2 separate regions of the Homo sapiens genome follow, and region 1 is linked to region 2. Evidence: read pairs that join two places in POLR2A ChIA-PET (ENCODE). Cell type or tissue: MCF 10A. All regions are shown on one strand. Each heading gives the region's core, and the rest is flanking DNA. Links, peaks and the distances in the headings are about the cores only.

The links. ChIA-PET counts read pairs that join two places held together with the same protein. Peaks named below come from ENCODE experiments on the same cell type or tissue, not always from the same donor. Only the 100,000 strongest peaks of a DNase experiment are listed, where the experiment ranks them.
Region 1: POLR2A ChIA-PET joins it to region 2 with 6 read pairs; 2 of 35 experiments call an interaction of 5 or more read pairs at or near these places.

The regions. Positions count from the first base shown.
Region 1 is chr4:150,384,564-150,387,481 of GRCh38, forward strand. All of the region lies in intron 47 of LRBA (LPS responsive beige-like anchor protein), which reads right to left. Among named protein-coding and RNA genes, the nearest start is that of LRBA-AS1, 190 kb to the right of the region's middle. In MCF 10A, for the core only: no CTCF peak of the experiment used is centred there; a DNase peak (open chromatin) is centred at 1,278.
Region 2 is chr4:150,251,412-150,254,329 of GRCh38, forward strand. The region is part of intron 15 of DCLK2 (doublecortin like kinase 2); the gene reads left to right. Among named protein-coding and RNA genes, the nearest start is that of DCLK2, 170 kb to the left of the region's middle. In MCF 10A, for the core only: no CTCF peak of the experiment used is centred there; no DNase peak of the experiment used is centred there.

The DNA of each region.
Region 1 (2,918 bases), core at 298-2,797, 130 kb after region 2:
GACCCAGCATTAAACCTCACAAACTAAATAAAAATACCTTCAGGGAATTACGATGAGAAGGGCATTTTGTATCTTTAAAATACAGACCTAATTGTGGAGGTAGAGTAAAACAATATATATTTTGGTTAAATAAGGCTAGAGAAAAAGAATTCACAATTTGTTGGATTTATAAAATACAAACTTTAATTTCTTTTTTTTTTTTCAGAGGAAAGAATTAAGATTAGGGAAATGAGAGGAGGAAGGAGATAAGGGCTTTAAATGATTCTGATCTATAATTATCAGTATGAATTTTTCATGTTTTTCTTTTGCAGACATTTGGAATTGTCCTGTAGATTTTGTTGGCAGTTAATGATCGAGGCCTGCAGAGCACTGTTACTGTTCTTGATCCCCCAATTCATAGGTATAATCTTTATGTCCTAAACTATTGGTCATAAATATTAGTTAGCTAAGAATGCCTAAAAGTTGTTTACAAACCATTACTTGAAAAATGAACAGCCAACATTTATAGCATATTCAGAGAAAGTTAGTTTGAAAAATAACTCAAACTGTGTATTCGAATCATTGTATGTAAAAAAATAAATAAATAAAAATAAAAGTAGCTTTTCTTTTCCTTGTAAAACATTAGCTAGAAAAAGATTTTACTTTTTTCCCACATCACAGATCATCTTGAATGAGCAGGCCTGCATAAAAACGATCTTCACAACTCTTTATGTAAAAGCACAAAAAAAACAAAAACACAAACCTATACACTTTTAATACAAAAAATCTGCATTATAGCCATAAAGGGGCGAATAGACCAGTCATAAAAAATAAACTCGTTTTTTAGTTGATCCAATCTTGAGCAAATGTTTAATTTTAAAATTTACTATTGTTTTATTTTCTATTACAAGTATCTGCCTAATTCTGGGGCATCTGCTATACTAAAAGCAGAAAAAAATCATTTGGGAGATTAAAGAGAGTAAGAGAAAAATAAAAGGAGAGTCAAGGAAATGGATGGGTAGGAAAAAGAAAAAAGAAAGATGAACAGACAGAGGAAGAAGGGAAGAGGGGGCAAATTGGCTTAGTCAAGCTCTCTTGGGACAGTGTGCTGAGTTACCAGACCAGAAATGAGGGGTTGAAAGCTACTACTGATAACTGGTGCAGGCTGAAAGTGCTACTTAAGTGCCTGGTGTCTGTGGAAAAAAGAGGGAGGAGAGGTTTAAGACTAAGGATGCCAAGTACATTTCCAGCCAGCAGAGTAAAAAGGAAGCATTAACAGTAGCCTCAGGGGAAGCTAAGCATGCTATCCCATGAGCCAGAGGGCAAATGTGGCAATAGCAGTAAGTAGCAGCTGGATAAAGGGATAAAGAAATAAAGAAACCACAGGAAAATTGGCAGCTTTAGACCCATAAGGCTGACTCGGCCTCGTCTAGATACTTAGAGGAACAAACAGCCTGGAAAAAACACTGCCATCTTTCTACTGCCGATGGGTTACTAATCAACAACTGAGGTGCAATCAACTAAAATTTACTTGGCAAAAATTATATTAAGCATGGATTTAACTTTGTGGAACAGAAGCTCTGCTCAGAAGATACATGTAAGATATTCTCAGTATTTGGCATCATAATAATCAAAATCAGCATTCTCCATAACTCTCCAAATGATACTCCGAAATGTTTAAAATGAAAAAAAAAATTAAATACCTTTTTCTAATGCAGTATTTCATTAATGTTTTCTAAATATTATTTCATACCTCATAGTTTAACAAATTTAAAAAGGATACACATAAATATGCTCTATAGTATATATTAGTGACCCTTTGAGTATTAAGCCCAGCCTCCATTAGCTATTCTTCCTGATGTTTTCCTTCCTCCCACCCCCCACCCTCCAAGAGGCCCCAGTGTGTGTTGTTCCCCTCCCCCTGTCCATGTGTTCTCATCATTCAGCTTCCACTTCTAGGTGAGAGCACGTGCTATTTGGTTTTCTCTTCCTGCATTAGTTTGCTGAGGATAATGGCCTCCAGCTCCACCCATGTCCCTGCAAAAGACATGATCTCATTCTTTTTTATGGCTGCATACTATTCCATGGAGTATATGTACCACATTTTCTTTATCCAGTCTATCAGTGATGGGCATTTAGGTTGATTCCATGCCTTTGCTATTGTGAACAGTGCTGCAATGAACATCCATGCAGACGTATATTTATAATAGTATAACATATTCCTTTGGGTATATACCCAGTAATGGGATTGCTGGGTCAAATGGTGTGTCTGCCTCTAGGTCTTTGAGGAATAACCATACTGTCTTCAACAATGGTTGAACTAATTTATACTCCTACCAACAGTGTAAGAGCATTCCTTTTTCTACACAACCTCGCCAGCATCTGTTGCTTTTTGACTTTTTAATAATAGCCATTCTGACTGGTGTGAGATGGTATCTCATTGTGGGTTTGATTTGCATTTCTCTAATGATCAGTGATGTTGAGCTTTTTTTCACAAGCTTTTTGGCCACATGTATGTCTTCTTTTGAGAAGTGTCTTTTCAAGTCCTTTGCCCACTTTTTAATTTTTTTTTTGTAAATTTGTTTAAGTTCCTTGTAGATGCTAAATATTAGACCTTTGTCAGATGGATAGATTGCAAAAATTTTCCCCCATTCCATAGGTTGTCTGTTCACTCTGTGGATAGTTTCTTTTGCTGTCAAATTATTTTCATTCATATTCTTCCATTAAAAAAAGGTTCAAAGTTATGTCATAAGGCAATCTATATTACCTTTATATGGTTTTAGAATGGAAGGTAAATACCACAATGAGAGTTCTTGTTTTAAATAAGTATGTGCTGTAATATTTTAGTATAATATCCGAAAATAAGATTTACCAAGCACAACATTTTTCAAATGACTAGGCTTGATATATTTGATAAACTGCAATTTGTAATTGATTAA
Region 2 (2,918 bases), core at 114-2,613:
CACACAACCCACATCCCCCGCACCACACATCCCCTACACCCCCCACTCTACACACCCCACACCCCAACACACCCCACATAACCCCCACATACCCCACACCCACACCCCCCACACCCCCCACACCCCCACCCCCCACATACACACCCACACACCCCACACCCCCACATAGCCCACACAGCCTACACACCCCACACCCGAACACACCCCACATACCTCCACACACCCCACACCCCCCGCCCCCACGAGCGTGCAGCACTCTGTTATATGCATTGAGCATACACCAGGTACCCCCACACACCCCCAACACCCCCACACACCCCACACCCGAACACACCCCACATTCCCCACACACCCCACACACCCCACGAGCATGCAGCACTCTGTTATATGGATTGAGCGTCCACCAGGTTCTCAGCACCCACTGGGCCGTCATTCTCTTCTGTCCCCCGGCTGCGTTTATGTGGCCACCCTCTGTGTGTCCTTGCAACTCCCCAGCTGCTCCCCTGCCAGAAAGTGTGCTCTCCCTCTCTCCCTCTCTCCCTCTCCAGACAGAGCCTGGGTTTGCAAGCTGAGTCTTTTGATGGCTTGCAGGACTTTGGGGGCGCTCTGTGCCAAAGCAGTGAGAAGGCCTTTTGAGTTGTGGTTTCCCTTGAATTTTAGCAGTGTTTTGCTGAAAGCCTGAGAAAGTCAGAGTTGTCAAAGAATTACAGCTTAGACACTTTGAAAAGAACCATCTTGATTGAGCCAACAGCATGAGAATGTTTCCAGCGATTCCCTTGCGAGAGCTAGCATTGATGGATGGGCTCAGTGGTACACAGTCTTGCTGTGCACTGCGTTGTAAGGCAGCTTCTTGGAAAATTTAGAAAAATAAAACATTAAAAATTGGCATACTCAACGTGTCATGAAAAAACCTTAAGAAGAGAGATTGGTTAGGATCAAAATTTAATAACCATGTTAAGTCTTCTGAGAGGAAGAACCTTTAACCGCCCTGTGCCCAGGGCTTAGGAGAGTTTGCTCGGAGACTGTGAAGGGAGTCATTGCTGGGGTCACTTTTTGACTCAGGGGCCCAGATAGGAATCAGTGGCCATAGGCCTGTGCCCGGCCTCTTTATGGCTGGCTCTCAGCTGACATTCTGGAATGATTAGCTGTTCTACAGGCTCTGTCCTAGATAATGACGCTTAGACCCCCTCAGACAGAACCTATGTCGTGTGGTTTACAAATACCATTTTCCATTTGCTGATGAGGAGTTCAGGACTCAAAAGACAAACCCCTGGGCTCTGACAGGGTGTTTGTGTGAACAAACAACCCGTTATTGTTTGCAGCTCTGATGGTGATTGTAAATGTTGTATGTTTATGTGTGTTCAGTTGTCATTTTGCGCATGTTGGCAGGGTGTCCCCTCTAACCCCATGTTACCTACACAACTCTGCAGGCTGTTAGCTCAGAGGAACTGCTGATGTCATGATCCCATTCAGTACCTACAGGGAAATTCAATCAGTCTTGCCTCTGGTGGCACCCATTCTCGATGGCCAAAACACCAGCCTGTGACTTTTGGGCTGTCCCAAAAAGTGGGAGGGGAAGGCCTGCTGCTGATCCTCCCCTGGCGCAGGACCTGGTCTGGGGCATGGTTGTGTGGGGGAACTTGCGATGCTGCTGTATTGTCCTCCTCGTCCTCCTCATCCTCCTCGTCCTCCTCATCCTCCTCATCCTCCTCATCCTCCTCACGTCACTGTGTGTCCTGTCTTCGGAACAGTTTTAAGTGTTTTTACATTAAAAATAACCTCAAAATGACTCTCCCTGGTACTCATAGGTCCTCATAACTGAGACTGTGGGGCCAACCTGGTTTTCTGCAGATACAAATGATAGTGGAAATAGTGTCAACCGTCTGGAGGTTGAATCATCAGATAACTTACAGACAGGACCTTCCCATCTGCTGTCACCCTAGTGTTCTCATCCCCAGAGCTGGGGCCTGAGACTTCAGTGAGAAAATGATGGGCTAGAAATTGGTCCATAAAGGTGAAAAAAAAGTAAAGTTGATGGTGTTATCTGCATTTTGTTTGACAGTTTGATTTGACAGTTTGAGAGGCACCTCAGAGTTTCCTTCTTTACCCCGCTGAGACAGTGGGAGAGCCTGAAGCAGAATCCTGGTATTCACCACGCTGCGTCCGACCAGCGCGCCCCATCCTCAGCCCCTCTCACGCCTGCATGCTTGTCTCAGTTTCTGATGCCGCCGTCCGGCTCTCAGCTGCTTACTGGTGTGGGTCTTTTGTACCTACTCACATCCTTTCCAGCCAGCCAAGCAGGCCCCTGGAAAACTTTATTTTCAAACTTCTCAGCTTACCACACTGCCTGCCTTTCCAGACCAACAGCTGGTGAGAGCACGGGAGGAGTCCCATAGTTCTCCTACCGATGCTGTTTCCCACTTAGGTGAAAAGTGGCTTTTCGGAAAGAGCAGCTTAAGATGGTGCCTTCGTGAAGGCTTTTGTTCTTTCTCCAGCTGCATTTCCAAAGATGAGTTTGTATCAGTAAGTGTAATCTCAGCCAGCCTTTGGGATAAGAGAAGATAATTTAATGGGTGAGGCCTTGGTTTCAGGCAGGGCTGAGGTGTGGGATTACAGTTCCCATTTTCTTGGACTTGTCCTTAGCATGCGTAAGAAAGGACAGAGCAGGGTGCATGCAGGACGGCCTCCCATGTACCCCGGGGGGCTCGCCCCAGTTGCAGAGACCAGGAGAGACCATCTTGTGGTGGGAAGGGAATGCCGAGAAGCCGCCGTCACTCGGCGCCTGCGGTGCAGACTTGAGAAGGGACGGATTCAAGGGCATTGCCTTCTTCGCTGGGGGATTATGCCTTGTTTCAGGGGGAAGTTGGGGAAGGATTTGGGTTTATTGCCTTAATTTAAGATAGACAAAACTGTTTCAC